2 separate regions of the Homo sapiens genome follow, and region 2 is linked to region 1. The links are chromatin loops, found by intact Hi-C in ENCODE. Cell type or tissue: A673. All regions are shown on one strand.

Region 1 (8,000 bases):
TGGCAAGCTGAAGAGCACATGTCTCATCGAAAGCATGCAGTGTCTGTTTCCTCACCTCCTGTGGATCATAGCTATGTGGGAATATGGACCCTGTTACCACATCCTCAATTATTTTATTGAAAAGACAGATATCCTGAACTTAAGGTGAAATCTTCAAACATTTTAAAGCAATAGACGGAACAAAGGGACCATTTCTGAGGACCAAATCCAACCTCTGGGTCACAAGTGCAACCTTTGACCCACACCGTGCTTCCCAGCTTCCCCATCCCCTTCATCTGACATCCAAAACACTCAAACAGTTGACTAATCTCCAACAGGTGCACATGGGTTATAACAAAATCCCAACTCTACGACAACCTCAAATCTAATGTGACCAGCCACAGTGTTCCAATAAAATTATTTTTCAGGTTTTATTGCCAATTTAAGTATATATACATTTTAGATAAAAATGCAACATTCAAATAAACATTTTTATATACTTTTATCTCTATAGATGTATTTAAAGCCACCTATTATGTAAAATAATGTACTCATTTATATTTTCACATGTTTTATGAATCAATTAACATTCTTCATATGCACCTTTGACATCAATGTCTTCCTCATTATTCTTGAACTCATGTAACTCAGTTGTTCTAAGAGTTTCACTTTCACATCAAAGTCATTTGAGAAACAACAGCCCATGATACATGTTACTGAGAAGGTGATGGTGACCATGGTATCCACTGATGTGCAATGAGGGTAGTTGCCATTGTTTATTTGGACCTGTAGATACATATCCGTAATGCAACAAATTGCTGGACAACACTTTCATGGAACATTGCAATCACATGTTCACAGCAAATCCTCAAGGCTTGACATTTTGAGGTGAAACCTTCAGGGATAATAATAAAGTTTCCATTTAATGACTTTGTCTCTTTTTACCATGTGGTTCAGTTGGCATCATAAATTTCCAAATCCAGTCCCAGTGGAGCTTGATTTAGGTTGAAGTATCGTTCCCTACATTGTACTTTGTTGTTCAACATAGTGTCATGGTGATGGTACCCCATAATATTATGGGCCTTTTTCAGGAACAATTACTGGGGAACACACATGTGCACACTGGATACCAACGCATTTGTGTCTCTATACATCACAGTGGACTCACTTGGCCTAATCAAACTCCCATTTCCCTTTCAATACTAGCATGCTGGGATTGGGGTCCATGATTCCCTGAATTTTTGAATGTCACTCACACGAGACTTGGGAGTAGGAAGTGAAGCTTAGAAAATTTGGATCATTGGCAGATCTGTCTCCCATGCCAGTAAAAGGCCACTTACTCATGGTGCCATATGGCCCTGAATGGATTTTCACAGGTACATCCCTGGTGTACAGTGACAAGCACTATGTCGCCAGAAGGCACATTAAGGCTTCCAGTCAGTGCACAGTTCTGGGGGACATCTGAGTTTCCTGGGGACCTCTGAAGCTCAGCTACCCATTTAGTTTCTCCCTGAAATGCCTGGGTGCTCTAAGCAGCTAACTATCTGGGGTCCACAGAAGACCATGTCTTCCCGAAAATTCTGTTTGTTAATTTATTTCTGTCCTCCTCCCAGCACCCAGTGATTGGCAACCTGTTACACTTAAGACCTTTAATGATGTGAGGGCTGTTCTGTGGATAGAAATAAAATAGCTGATACAGAAATTTCTTTTAATAGACCTTGAGGTAAGCTTTACACTTAAATTATAAGGTGAAAGGAAGAAAAGCTGCTGTGAGTTCATTCTCCTCTCTTCCCATACCCTAAATGACTTATCCCATTAAATTGAATTCTGAAAGCTGCAAAACAAGATACCTGGCTATTGTGTGACTCTTGTGTTACTATGTATACCTCTGAGTGTATTTCTCTATCATGGGAGATTGTGTAAGATCTCTATGTTGTAGAGATCTTAAGTCCTTGTTTCCTGCCAAAGCCCCTCTCGGAATCTATCCAGCCAGATGGTTCTCTTGTGTTAGTCCAGTAGGGGGGCTTTAAATAAAGAAATCCAACACGGACACCACTGGAAAGTGTCCCAGGGTTGGAAGATAATGAGGAAGCTGATTTTTCTCATGCAAAGACAAAAGTGACATCTTCTTAAAATTCTTAATTCAATTTGAAGGGAGAAGTAATTACCTCCTCTGGCCATGATGTTGAAATGTCCATAGAGAGGAAAATGGACTTCACCCTCATTAACTCCGTGGATCAGAGCCAAAAGCAGCATTAGCCAAAAAGGCTTCTTCAAGGGCACAGATCCCCTAGATCAAAGCATGTTCTTGAGAGAATAGAGCATGAAGTTTTGTGAGTGACTCCAGTTAGAATCACATGGAGACTTTTCTATTTTTAATGAATCTTTCTTGTATTGTAGTTTATGCAGGTCCACAGTTGGGAACAGGGCAAAGCAGGGATGTGGCATCTGAAATGATTTTTTCTGTCTTCATTGATTCGAGCCTGTGACTGTGGCTGGCAGCTGTTCTACTGGTATTTATCTTGGAGGCTGGTCACACCATCAGGCTCTACAGCACAGAAAAACTTCATTTTTACTCTCTGTCCAGGGCCTTCAGACACTCACTGATACCTCTGTTCATTTGTGGCTGTAGATAATACCTAACCCAATTTCAGCTTACAAAGCCCCATTGAGCAAATGCAAAGTTACAAAGTGCCTCCCTATACAATAGGAAACAGCCCAGCCTGGGAACATTGTCACAAGCATTAATAGGTCACTGTACCTACACATCACTGCATATGCTATTGTGTGCAGTCATTCCAACTCTCCTCTAATTAGAGGGGTGATTCATGTCAGGGGCATAAAGCAAATATTACTTTATTTTTCCAAATTCTAGAAAGCAAGCTTCCATTTTTGATAATAGAAATTTGGGAATGATTGGCAGTCATTTGGCTCACAGGGAAAGCAGGAAAAACAAGAAATCTAAATAAATCTCATATTGATTTTGAAGAAGCTTTCTTGTGACATCTGGTATGCTTTATTTTGTATGTATCAAATCCGAAAATAATAAACAAGTTGATGTAAACAAATGCTTGAAGTAATGCTCAAATGGCAGCTGGATACTTGAAGACGACAGTAGGAAATTTAGCTTTATTAACGGTGCATGCTTGTGCACAGTACAAACTTTATACTTCCTAAATGTTGTCTGAATAAATGATACACAAGCATCAAAATATGTTTGAAAAACATAAAAAATGGTAGAAATATGAGATTATGTCTGAGAAAGCAGCTCAGAGTGGGGTTCTAACCCCAGCTTTCTGATTAGCCCACTCTTGACCTCAGATTGCATCACATAAGCCCTCTGAGCTTCAGTTAAATCCTTTATCAAGCAAGGGACTTAACTCTGTGACCTGGGAGGCTCTGGCTTCCTGTCACTGCCATGAGGCTCTAGTACAGCCAGAGATACAGGGGTCTAAGAACCTGTGTTTAGGATTTTGAGCTGGTTTGATTCAGGTAATCATGTTCTATCTCTGTGTCCTAATCTGTGTTTAAGGTTTTGAATTGGTCTGATTCAGGTAATGGTGTTCTATCTCTGTTTATCAGGATCTTTACCCCTGATAAAAATCCAGAGATCACTTGAATGCAGGTGGTTTTCTCTTCATATTGTTCAATGAAGAAAGCACCAATTAAGGATTCATAATAAACCATTGCCCAGTGAGAAATTGGCCTGGGGTTCCAGGGTGAAGAGGACAGAAGATTTTCATTGGGAGCACCTTAATGAGGACAACAGATCCTGGCTTAATAGAGAACATAAAGTAATAAAGAGAGACAAATCCATCTATCCATTCATTCCACAGCATTGATTGAGTGTCCGCTGTATACAATGGGATAAGGAAAAGATGTCCGTTGGTTCATGCGCAATGATGGTAACAGGTTTTCATTGCTGAACATTACATATTTCCTTTTTAATTTTAATGTTTAATTTTCGTGGGTACATAGTGGGCATATTTATTTATGGGGTACATGAGATTCACTCTAATAAGGTGTAGTGAGTTCCAGGGATTTCAGAGTTGATCAAGGAAAACCATATGGCCACAAGGTGGCAGTAGCGCACAATGAATTTGTTCAGGCTTCGCTTTGACAGATTTGCCAGCAGGGCAAGTCCCTCATGGCACGAGACCATCCAGAGGCCATGGTTCAGGAGCCCTACCTAGAAGATGAAGAGGTCAAGGGAAATTCTAGGGAAGATGGGGCTTATGTTTCCAGGTGATGTTTCTCAGCAGCACAGTGGGAAGTTTGGGTTAGAGAGCTTTGAAGAGCAGAAGATGCTTGGGGTCTTTTACAGCAAAAGAGTTTATTTTATCAATGGCTAGCAGATAGGGGGCACACTTTTGGTAGATATCCAAAGCAGGCAGGCTCTAAGTGGATAAAAGTCTGCTTATTTGGGCTATGATTAGAACAATTAGATGTGTAAAAATTTGAGTTGAGTGCCAGTGGGCTTTTGAGCTAATGGTCCCAGCCTACTGTGAAGAAGTATACAATCCAGAGGCCAAAAATAAAAGGGCCATCTTTAGTTCATTTATGTAACACGTGGTCAACTGATCCTAACCCCATGGGCATCATAGACTAGTGAGTGAGACAGACACACCTACTCATCCATCCATTCACACAACAAGCAATGACTGGGTTCCTCCTTCATCTCTGAATGTCATCACACAGGGCATGGGGGATTCAGAAATAAAGATGGCATCTTGAAGGAACTCATGCTCCATTGAACATGTCCAGATTTTGGTCTGAGTACAGACAGCAAGAGTTAATATAGAAGTGGGGACTCTGAATGATGCAAGTCTCATCAGCAGAGGAGCTGGGGGAGTGGGAAAATATCATGAGCTTTCCTAGAGGGAGTGGCAATCAAGCTGACTTTCGAAGGAGAAGCCAGAGACAGCCCAGCGGATATGCTGGAAAATGTTTTGCGAACTGAGGGGCCAGCATGTAACAAGGCTCCTATGCCTTGGGGACACAAGCTGAGTTTGGTGGAGCTTTGGATTGAAGAACAGAAAGAGCAAGACATTAGGCAGTGCATGCAGGCAGGGGCTAGATAAGGCAGAACCTGTGGGACGCAGTAAGAAGTGGAGCCAGTGAAAGTGTTAAAGCATGGCAGTGTACACAATTCTCCCTGACTGTGGAGGAAAGGAGGGTGGCTGCTAGGACACCAGATGGGAAGGAAGTACTGGCATCCAGGTGCCTGATGCTGAGGGCCAGAGGTAAAGAGGCATGGACAGAAGAGCCAGCCTGGGAGCTGGTGAGGAGGTGGGATTAGAGTCCTGCTAAGGAAGCACAAGTCAAGGGACTTTAGTCCCCAACCATGTGCATCCCTCCTGACCTGGTTATCCAGAACAGCTCTGCACACACTCACCACATGCTGAACTGAGGGGTGATTTGCAATTGCTGGGGTGATATAGGAAGAGCATCCAGGCAGAGGGAAGGGCTTAGGGTGAGGGCCAGCCTGGCTGCTTCAGGACCATGTGGAGGCCAACACAGTGAGGTCACTCTAATAAGAGATGGGGTCTGAGTGTGGGATAATGGAGGGCCAGGCCAAGTGGGGCCTTGTGGGTCACTGTGCAGACTTGGGAGCTTATGAGGGGTTGCACAGAGGGTGGTCTGTTCTCACTTGCTATTTCAGGAGAGCACACTGGCTGAGCAGACTTGGAAGCTTATGAGGGTTTGCACACAGGAGGGCCTGTTCTTACTTGCTATTTCAGGGGAGCACACTGGCTGAGAGGGGGCAAGGGAAAAGGGAGGTAATTTAGGTAATTGCAAGCAAGAAGAGAAGGTATGCTGGACAGGTAGAGGCACTGGAGTGAGAAGTCTCAGTTGCTTGTAATATTGAAGATAAAGGACTGATTATGGGTGGCAAAAAAAAGATGTCAAGGAAGACACCAAAATATTTTTCTTGAGCAGGTAGAAGGATGGAGATGTCACTAACTGACATAGGTCAGACAGCTGGGGGGTGGGTTTAGAAGAGAAGATTTCACATGCCTCTTCCCACACTCTGGGACCCAGCCCCATAGATTTCAGATCCACCTCAGGGTCCTCACATCTGCAATTTGCTGTGACTGAAACAGTTCCTAAGCTTCCCTTAACATGTGCCTGTTTTATGCAGTCATCCTTCAAATTCCTTGTTAGTCATTGCTTCTGAAGTCTTTTCTTTTTTCTTTTCTTTTTTTTTGATGGAATCTTGTTCTGTCACCTAGGCTGGAGTGCAGTGGTGTGATCTCAGCTTACTGCAACCTCTGCCTCCCGGATTTAAGCAATTCTCTGCCTCAGCCTCCCAAGTAGCTGGGATTACAGGCATGTGCCACCATGCTCAGCTAATTTTTGTATTTTTAGTAGAGATGGGGGTTTCACCATTTTGGCGAGGCTGGTCTTGAACTCCTGACCTCGTGATCCACCCGCCTCAGCCTCCCAAAGTGCTGGGATTACAGGCATGAGCCACCGCGCCTGGCTACTTGTGAAATCTTTTCTGACTCACCTTGCTTTTAGCTAGGTTAGGTTACTGTGACTTACTGAGTTCACATGTATTATGAAAGCCTGCAGCCAGCCTGCCTTGTTCAAATCTCAGCTCTGCCACCTTAAACGCATGCTACTCATGGGAAATGATTTTATTTCTTATTGCCTCAGTTACCTCATCTGTGAAATGGGCCTAATTATAGCACCAACTCACAGAGCAGTTATATCATATACCATATATATCATATAATGCATCCTATATGACCAAATTTAATATGAGACATTTTCCCCAAATTACCCCTAATAATGGAATAGTCCAAGTTCTCAAATTGGACAGAAGGGAAGTTAACATGCTTTAGGAAATTGTACTGATAAGTCGGGAAGCTGCCTTAGTGATGACAAATATGCTAAAGTCTGCTCCTTTTGCCCTCTCCTGCATGGGGCTTTCTTTCCTTACCTGCTTTAAGAGTGATTTTTTTAGTGCAGTGGATAATTAAGGACAAGAAATTTATCCTTAGTTTTTCCTTTTTTCTAACGAAAATATATGCACCCTGCCTGATAGGTTTCCTGTTTTCCAGGCCTCTTGTCCCTGAGTTAGAAAGTAGATTGCGTAGGTGTTTATTTATTGCATCTTTTATTTTCCCCCACAAGGAGCCCCTGTTTTATATGATGAGGTAAAAAGGAGACTGGATACATTTTTCTGAATTAAACTACAATTGCCTTCTAGATAATGGAGATTTCTTCCAGAATTGAAAATTGTTTTGTCTACTCTTCCTCATGAGTTGAGTCAATTTTATGTATATTTTTTATTCATTTTATTTTTCTTAGTGTTTTAGTGAAGGAAACGACAGCCCTATGGCCAAATCTGGCCCACCTTCTATTTTTGCAAAGTCAGTTTTACTGGAACACAGCCATGCCCATTCATTTTCAGATTGCCTGTTTCCACTAGCTGCCTAACAAATTACCACAAACTGATTTTTCAGGAGGCCAGAAGTCCAAAATCAAGGCGTGGCCAGGATTGGGTCCTTCTGGGGGCTCCGAGGGAGAGTCCGTTCCACACCTCTTTCCCAGCTTCAGTGGCTGTGGGAAACCCTCTGTGTCCCTTGTGGTAGAAACATCACTTCAATCTCCGCCTCTGTGGTCACAGGGACTTTTCCTTTGTGTATGTGTCTTCTGTCCTCTCCTCTTACAGGAACATCTGTCACTGGATTTAGAGTCCACCCTAAATGCAGCATGTTTGCATCTCTAGATCCTTTACTAATTATATCTGCAATGCCCGTACTTCCAAATCAGGTCACATTCATAGGTACTGGAGCTTAGGCCTTGAAGACATCTTTTTTAGGTGGACACAAAGGAACCCACTACAGGTTGCTAAGTCTCGAGCCACTAGGTTTATTTCTTGGCCTACTAAGTGGAGGAGAGGGCACTGCAGATTGGAAGCATCTGGGGATACTGCAAGCTCCGAGAGCAGGGACTTGGCTGCTTTGCTCAATGTTGTGCCCCTTGCCTGGCATATAAGACAAGAACTAGAG
Region 2 (8,000 bases), 1.2 Mb after region 1:
CCTGGTTCTGGGGAGGTAAGAAAGCTCCTTCCACCCACCAGCCATAGATAAGAGAAGAGGGCAAGGAGGCAGTAAAGCATGGGGTGGGGGGTGGCCCCATGGAAAGTTTTAGGACCCAAGCCTAGAAATAGCAGGCATCACTCACACCATTGTCCACTGGCTAGAACGCAGTCACATGACAACACCTAGCCACAAAGGAGGCTGGGAAATGAAGTCCACCTGTGTGCACAGAAGAAAGAAATGGGTTTGTGAACATACAGCATCCCTGCAAAGGCTCTCCACAGATAAGAGCTATTGATGCTTTATATCGAATATCACATCCATTGTTATTGTTATAGGACATATGTATCACATAAGTACACATGAATATATATATACTCATATATGTATATACTCATATATATAACCATATATATATTCACAGGCCTATATATATCTGAAATACACACACACACGTATATATTACATATTATATACACACACACACACACACACACACACAACTGACCATTGAACTACATGGGTCTGAACTCATGGGTTCTCTCAGACCGTGGATTTTATTCTGTCTCTGCAACCCCTGAACAGTAAGACCAACTCCTCCTCTTCCTCCTCCCCCTCAGTCTACTCAATATGAAGTCGATAAAGATGAAGACCTTTCTGATGATCCACTTCCACTTACTGTATAGAAAACATATTTTCAGCTGGGTGCGAAGGCTCACACCTGTAATCCCAGCACTTTGGGAGGTGGGCGGATCACGAGGTCAGGAGATCAAGACCATCCTAGCCAACAAGGTGAAACCCCGTCTCTACTAAAAATACAAAAATTAGCTGGGCGTGGTGGTGCATGCCTGTAGTCCCAGCTACTCGGGAGGCTGAGGCAGGAGAATCACTCAACCAGGGAGTAGGAGGCTGTAGTGAGCTGAGATCGCGCCACTGCACTCCAGTCTGGGTGACAAGAGTGAGACTTCATATAAAAAAAAAGAAAAGAAAAGAAAAGGAAACATATTTTCTCCTTCTTACGATTTTCTTAATAACTCTTTCTTTTCTCTAGATTACTTTAAGAATACAATTTATCAAAGCCAGGCACAGTAGCTCATGCCTGTAATCCCAGCAGTTTGGGAGGCTGAGGCAGGCAGATCACTTGAGGCCAGGAGTTCAAAAGCAGCTGAGCCAACATGGTGAAACCCTCTACTAAACATACAAATATTAGCCAGCGGGGATGGTGCATGCTTGTAATCTCAGCTACTCAGGAGACTGAGGTGGAAGAATTGTGTGAACCCAGGAGATGGAGGTTGCAGTGAGCTAAGATCGTGCCACTGCACTCCAGCCTGGGCAACAGAGCAAGACCCTGTCTCAAAAAATGTATATATACATATATCATACATATAGCATACAAAGTATGTGTTAACAGACTTTTGATGTTATCCTTAAGGCTTCTGGTGAATAGTAGGCTATCAGTAGTTAAGTCTAGGGGGAGCCCAAAGTTTTATAAGAATTTTGGACTGGGTAGGGGTCAGTCCCCTAACCTTCACTTTGGTCAAGGGTCAACTATGTGTGTGTGTTGACACACACACACACACACACACACACACATCACATGACTCAAGCATGGATAGCAGGAAGGGTTTCCAAGACAGATGGATTTGTCTAAGAGGAGACATGATTAATGAAAAGGCCTTAGGAGTGGGGGTGTGGGGAGCATGCCTTCTTGTTAAAGGGACGTCTGTGAGAAGACCCAGAAGAAATAGGAAAAAGTCACTTGTGGGAGGGACTGAGAAAACTTCAGTCTGGCTGGAAAGAAAAGTCAGGGAGCAAGAAGGAGATAATAGAGACAGATCATGAAAATATTTTACCTTAAACTCTTGGAGATGGGTGAGGTGGCTGCAGGGAGGATGCGGGGAGATACATGACTAGATTGAGCTCTAAGTTGCCCTGCATGGCTCCTGGTGGAGAGTGGGGCGGTGGTGGTGGGCCAGAACTCAGCAGCCCAGCTCCAACACCAGTGCCCTTGATGACGTGGCAGGAGGAGGGTTTGTGAGCAGAAGGGAGACCTGGGGAAGCCCCAGGGAACCCAGTGATCTGTGTCCTGTGGGGAGGATGAGAGTTGAGACCACAGATACGTGACCTGGACCTCAAAAGGAAACCAGGGCAGTAGGGTCCCAAAGCCACAGGAAGTCAGGCTTCCAGGGGAGGAGCGGTGGCCGGCAGGGATGCTGCTGAGGAACCAGGTGAGATGCATATTGGACTTGGGGACCCGGTAGTCCTTGGCTGCCTGTTAACACCAGCTGGCCTTAGAGACTGATGGGGCCAGAGAATGTGGTAGAGGAGGAATGAGAGGGGTGAGGATGTGAAGGGGCAAGTACAGAGGTTCTTTTTTGAGCCTGGGATATTAGTGGGGAGGTAGGGCACTGGCTTCAGGGGGAAAGTCCTAAATTGGGGCTGGATCTCCTGCAGGCAGGACCCAGAGAGGTTGGCGCCGTCCATGCGGGGAGCCCCATCCTTGGTCCTTGGCCCTGACTGCTGAGATGGAAATCTATGTGACTGATTCCACAGGTCTGACTGCTCCCACCCAGCAGGGTCATGCCAGTAGACTGAGGTTCCTCTGTGATGCTTGCCTCCCAGAGCTCAGAGTGGAGTATGGCTTAGGTCTCAGGACCAGCAGCACCCTCAGCACTGGGCTAAGGACACACTGTTTAGACAGATCTGGACAGATCACAGTGAACATTAAGGAACTATTTTCCTGGCATCTGGTCTTCCCTGGATTCTTAGTGGCTCGTTTGTTCTCTGTGATTTTTATCAGTCAGAGAAGTAAGAGGAAAACATAAACGAAAGGAAAAAGGAATCAGCCCATAAGGGAATGGGCTAGGTTTCAGCAACTCACTTGGGAGATGGCTGGCTCACCATTCCCCAACTCCCACCTCATTCTCTCTGCTCCTGCATCCACTTTAATGCATAATTTATGGATGCGATTAACAGAAACCAATCAAGCAAGGTATGCATTCAGTGCTGTGTTTAACAACAGATGTTTCCAGAGGTGATTATGTTAGAACAATAATACACACACACGCGCGCGCGCGCACACACACACACACACACACAGTGCCTGATCATCAGTACTGTGTTATGAGTGGTAACAAGACTGATGGCTTCACCAATAAAACTTCCAGAGCAGGAGACTTGGAGAAATGAGCTTAGTGGCTACTGTTGGTGCCAATTATCTTCTTACTGTAGAATAAGTCTTTCTCATGCTTTGTGCCTCAGTTTTTGTTTTTTACTCCCAAGAAGCTGACATCTTAGGAAATTGTTCTGGGAGAAGAGAGGCATTTTTCAGGCCATTGTAAGAGGCTTCAGGTTCCACTCGGCTCTAGGACGGGGATTCACCCCCCCTGGCTGAATTCCAGCTGCTCAGACATTACAGTGCAGCTCAGTGAGCTGCTGTGTTCTTCCAATCCTCCTACAGAGTCGCAGGGTTATTCCCGGGTAAGAAAGGTGGGTCCGAGTCCTCCCACACCACAGCATCTGCAATAGGATTCTGTGCATATGTCTACGTCACCCAGCCCTTTGGCTTCCTCATCAATAAGAGCAACTCTTGCTAGAGACCGTTGTGAAAGGTACAGGGATTCACGCAGATGAGGCATTAGGCAGAGCACCCAGCCTGAAGCAAAGTCAGCTGTGTCACTGTCATCATTTTTGGGAAGCTTCTTATAACCACTCCCTGAGTTCCCACTAGCAAGGGGAGGCAAGACCCCAACATTTTCATCCGTGATTAAACTGGCTGGAGACAGCAAGTAGAGTTCCAGCTCAGACCTCAAATTCACAAAAGACCCCAGAAGGGGGTGCTTCTGGTCCTGCACCACATTTACACTTTTGATGTTGTCTCCGAGGGAGCCTACAAGTCCACTAACAGTCATGCAGGGGCCCGGCATGGTGGCTCACATCTGTAATCCCAGCACTTTGGGAGGCTGAGGCAGGCAGTGGATGACCTAAGCCCAAGAGTTCGAGACCAGCCTGGGCAACATAGCGAGATCCCATCTCTACAAAAAAAAAAAAAAATTACAAAAACTAGCCGGGTGTGATGGTTCAGGCCTGTGGTCCCAGCTACTTGGGAGGGTGAGGTGGGAGGATCTCTTGAGCCCGGGAGGTTGAGGCTACACTGGGCAGATATCCCATCACTGCACCCCAGCCTGGGTGACAAACTGAGACCCTGTTTCAAAACAAAACAAGGGTCATGCAGAAAAGGCTGCTCAAAAACACCTTCCCGGCCACTCTACATGTGACCATCACAGGATCGAATCTCCCGTTGAAATTAGTATTCTCAACTCATCTCAACATCGGAACGTTTGCAGTTTAAAAGCATTCATTTGTTCATTGTGAGCAGCTAATACATACCACATATTTTGACATCTGATTTTGGCAATTCTTTACTTATTTGAAGGGGACCCTGAATAGAAATACAGAACAATAACCTAACGAAAACACTATTTCTGATGGCTGGTCCTCTCGTTACCACCAGGAAGCTCTGCCAGGACACTCCACTGCCGGGAGGGGTGCCTAGGAACGAAGAGCAGAGGGGCCAGTGAGGTCCTGCCACGCCCTGCTGAGTTCTACGTGCTTGCGCGCTTCTTCCTCGGGAGAGCTTCCACTGATTTAATTGGATATGGGGATGGAGAGAGGAAACAGAAACAGGGAAAGAAGTGAAAAAGGGAAGGACGGGGCGCGCGCGGCAGGGGGGCAGGCGGCCTGGTGCAGGTGCATCCCCAGGTGCGCGCCACGCCCCTGCGGGACCCGGCGGCACCGCGGTGCGTTCCCAGCCGCCGGCGCTAGAGGGCGTGTCTGCGGAAAGACTCGCTGCGCTGGCCCAGGCTCCACGAGGGGCCGACAGGGGGCGCTCTGCACAGGGACCGGAGGGAGCGGGAGCCGAACTTGCGTGAGAGGCGCGGGGCCACCCGTGCAGGTGTAGGTGGAGCCACTCTGCCAACCCCTGGGCACTGGGCAGGGCTGGAGGGAGGATTGCCCTGTGCACAGGTGGAAGACATTTCACCTCTTACAAATCCTGAGGGCGCTTTTGCTTGTTTAAGGGAGTTTGGGAGACAGTGTTGCAAAGGGTCCAGTAATAGTTGCAGAATCATTTCTCAGGATGTCTTAGAGTCAGGAATCCCTGAATTTGAATCTCAGCTCTGCCCTTCACTGTGCAATTGTGGACAAGGGAATTCACGGTCTGAACCTCAGTTCCCTCCACCCCTAAAATGGGGATAATGAGCGCGCCTAAGTCACAGGGTTGGAGTGAGGATTAAATGAGATTCTGCACCTGCAGGTAGCACACAGAGCAAGGTATCTGCTACATGATAAATCCTCAACTTTTAGCTGCCTACTCATTATTATTAATATTACTATATTTTTATGACTATGACTATATGATTACTATTACTACTTTTACTATATTATTGTGTTGATACATCAGGCTGTTTGGCCATTCTAGATGCTTAGCTGAAAAGAAAAGCTTTTTCTACTTAGAAGAGCAGTTCCCAAACTTTTTGGTCTCACAGCCCCTTTACATTCTTGAAAGTTATTCAATAATCCAAAGTGCTTTTATTTATGTGGAATTTACACCCCGTGCCACTGAATTTAAGCCCATTCAAGTCCATGTGGTTAAAATGTTTTTTTGTGAACAGAATATTTAGATAAACATTCAAGATTCCTGGCTGTTTTTCTGTTTCCTACATGAAAGAAAAAGAAAAGCCAACTTTCTCATAGGATATTCTCAGAAGGCTGTGGGGCCCCAAGAGCCCTGGGCTGGAAGGCAGGAGGCCTAGGCTCAGATTCTGACTCTGTCCTTGTCTCACTGTGTGGCCTTAAGCAAGGTGCTTGCCTCTCTGAGTCTTGGGTGTGCCATGTTCTGAGGCACATCCAGCTGTGAAAAGGCAGGTGTCTGGTTCTTTGTCATCTATTAGAAGAGTGTCATTCACACTGATGCATGGATCTGAAGGAAGGAGACCCCCACACACACATGACTTGCCAACCCAAAATCACCCCCAAAGGAGGATATGAATTCACGAAGTCCAGGTTTGACTCTAGGCTCAGCCATTACCACATGCATGACCTTGGGAAAGTCAGTCCTCATTCCTGCCCCAGGGTTCAGCTTAACTTGACAGGTAGTGGGGCGATATGATGACCTTCAAACTTGTACCTTCAGCTGGAATTTCAGACTGAACACTGTGGGGTTAGAGGTGACCAGAGGCATCTGTCAGCTGGACCTTGAGTCGAGGCCTTTTCTGGTCACCAGGGGTTGTGCTCTGACACTTAAGTTTTGTGGGGGAGACTGCACCGTATTGTTTGTTTCCAGGCTATAGTTAGCAGGAATATGCCTCCTTCCTTCCCTGGGACCCCTTCTAGGCTGAGCAAGGCCACAGTACCTCCTGGAAGGGCACTTGGTAACCTGTGACTTAGTCCACATCCTAACTCGACCACTCTTGAGCTGTGTGATGTTGATCTAACAGCCAAACCTCTCAGCCTGTCTTTCCTCAACTGCGAAATGAGGATGTTAAGTCTTCAAATTAAAGTGAGGAACATCATTCATGAAACGTCCACCACACTCCCTTGCTGTGCCAGTGCTTGAGGGGAAATATCTCACTGAGGCTTCTCAATAGTATTTATGAGTGAGGTGCTTTGATTTGTTCTATTTTACAGATGCAGAAACTGGGGCGCCGAGAGGTTAAATCACTCATCTGGAGACACACAGCCAGGGAGGATAGTAAGCAGCCAGGATCCAAGCCCACATCCATAGGACCTGAGGCTACAGTGTACCATCCCTCACCTGCTCCCCACTGTGCTTCATAACACCAGGTGCAGAGGACAGTGGGGCCAGAGGCGGTGGTGGATAAGAAGTGACTAGGATGAGGATGTGAAAAGGGCAAATATTCACTTGCCTCTCTTGTGACATATTCACATACCATAGAAAGCTATTTCTCCATCTCTAGCTCCTCAGAGAACTTTCTGTGGAATTGTAATGCATGTCCTTGAAAAAGTGCAGGCAGCTGAAATGCATGACAGTTGAAGCACTTGGATCTCATTGTCAGACTGCGCATTTTCTAACCGTGAAGGGCTTTCTCGGTTTAGAGACTATTAGTTCAAACTCTAAGTAGTCCATTTATTTTGCTCAGAAAACTGTAATGCATTTCCTAAATTTCCTCTTCTGAGGTTTAAAAATAACCTACCTTAGCAGCAGACATCAATTCCTTTAAATCAGTTCCTGCTTGATCATCCAGGTTGTCTCTTTTCCGGATTCACTTTACGTATCCTAGTCCAAGTCACCCCTCTCTGCCCCCCACAGTGTTACTATCAAGAAGGGGGCCAGGCGAGGGTGTCAGACTTCCCTGGCTGTAGACAGGGATCAGATCTGTCATTCTCTGTCATGTGTGACTTGGCCTATGCTTGTGGATGTGGCTTTACTAGGTTCATTGAGATTGTTTATTTCTTCTTTTAATTTTTGAGCTTATTATGAATGGTTTTAGACTTTCCTGAATATCTACATTTTTATCCAGTCTGTTAACATTTTCTGATATTCTTCACTCTTTTGAGATAATTTTAAGGAATTTTTGTCTTTGTCCTGATGAACCTGTAGGATAGAACTTTTGCTATTTTCTAGTGACTATGTTGCTTTTTGAATATCAGCCTTAAACACACATTGACCCATAAACACACCTTGAATCCAATCAGTGGGTTTCTCTCTTTCTAGTTATTTTTTGAGTAGCTCTATCTTTAGGAAGAAAATAAAAGAAAAGAAAAAGCAAGGAGGGAAGAAACGAAGGAAGAAAGGAAGAAAAGAAGGAAGGAAGGAAGGAAAGAAGGAAGGAAGGAAGGAAAGAAGGAAGGAAGGAAGGAAAGAGAAAGAGAAAGAAAAGAAATAAGCCAACAAATTCTTATAGTTTGCTGCCAAATTCAGTGTTTCTAAGGTTTTGAAGACCTGGGGTGACTTCAGGTTTTTTTAGACTTTTTAAATC

The links. Hi-C counts contacts between places; a loop is a spot of excess contacts. Peaks named below come from ENCODE experiments on the same cell type or tissue, not always from the same donor. Only the 100,000 strongest peaks of a DNase experiment are listed, where the experiment ranks them.
Region 2: it touches region 1 in a loop (3-fold over the local background); 2 of 110 quality-filtered maps call a loop at or near these places.

Annotation. Positions count from the first base shown.
Region 1 is chr12:126,065,666-126,073,665 of GRCh38, forward strand. No RefSeq gene overlaps it. Among named protein-coding and RNA genes, the nearest start is that of LINC02359, 26 kb to the right of the region's middle. In A673, CTCF peaks have their summits at 4,069 (motif pointing right) and 4,270; a DNase peak (open chromatin) is centred at 4,096.
Region 2 is chr12:127,276,022-127,284,021 of GRCh38, forward strand. LINC02376 (long intergenic non-protein coding RNA 2376) reads right to left here. Exons shown (of 4, transcript NR_146537.1): 2 at 7,215-7,615. Among named protein-coding and RNA genes, the nearest start is that of LINC02376, 4.3 kb to the right of the region's middle. RefSeq lists a silencer at 4,854-4,913. In A673, a CTCF peak has its summit at 4,880 (motif pointing right); a DNase peak (open chromatin) is centred at 7,340; H3K27ac peaks cover 4,319 bases.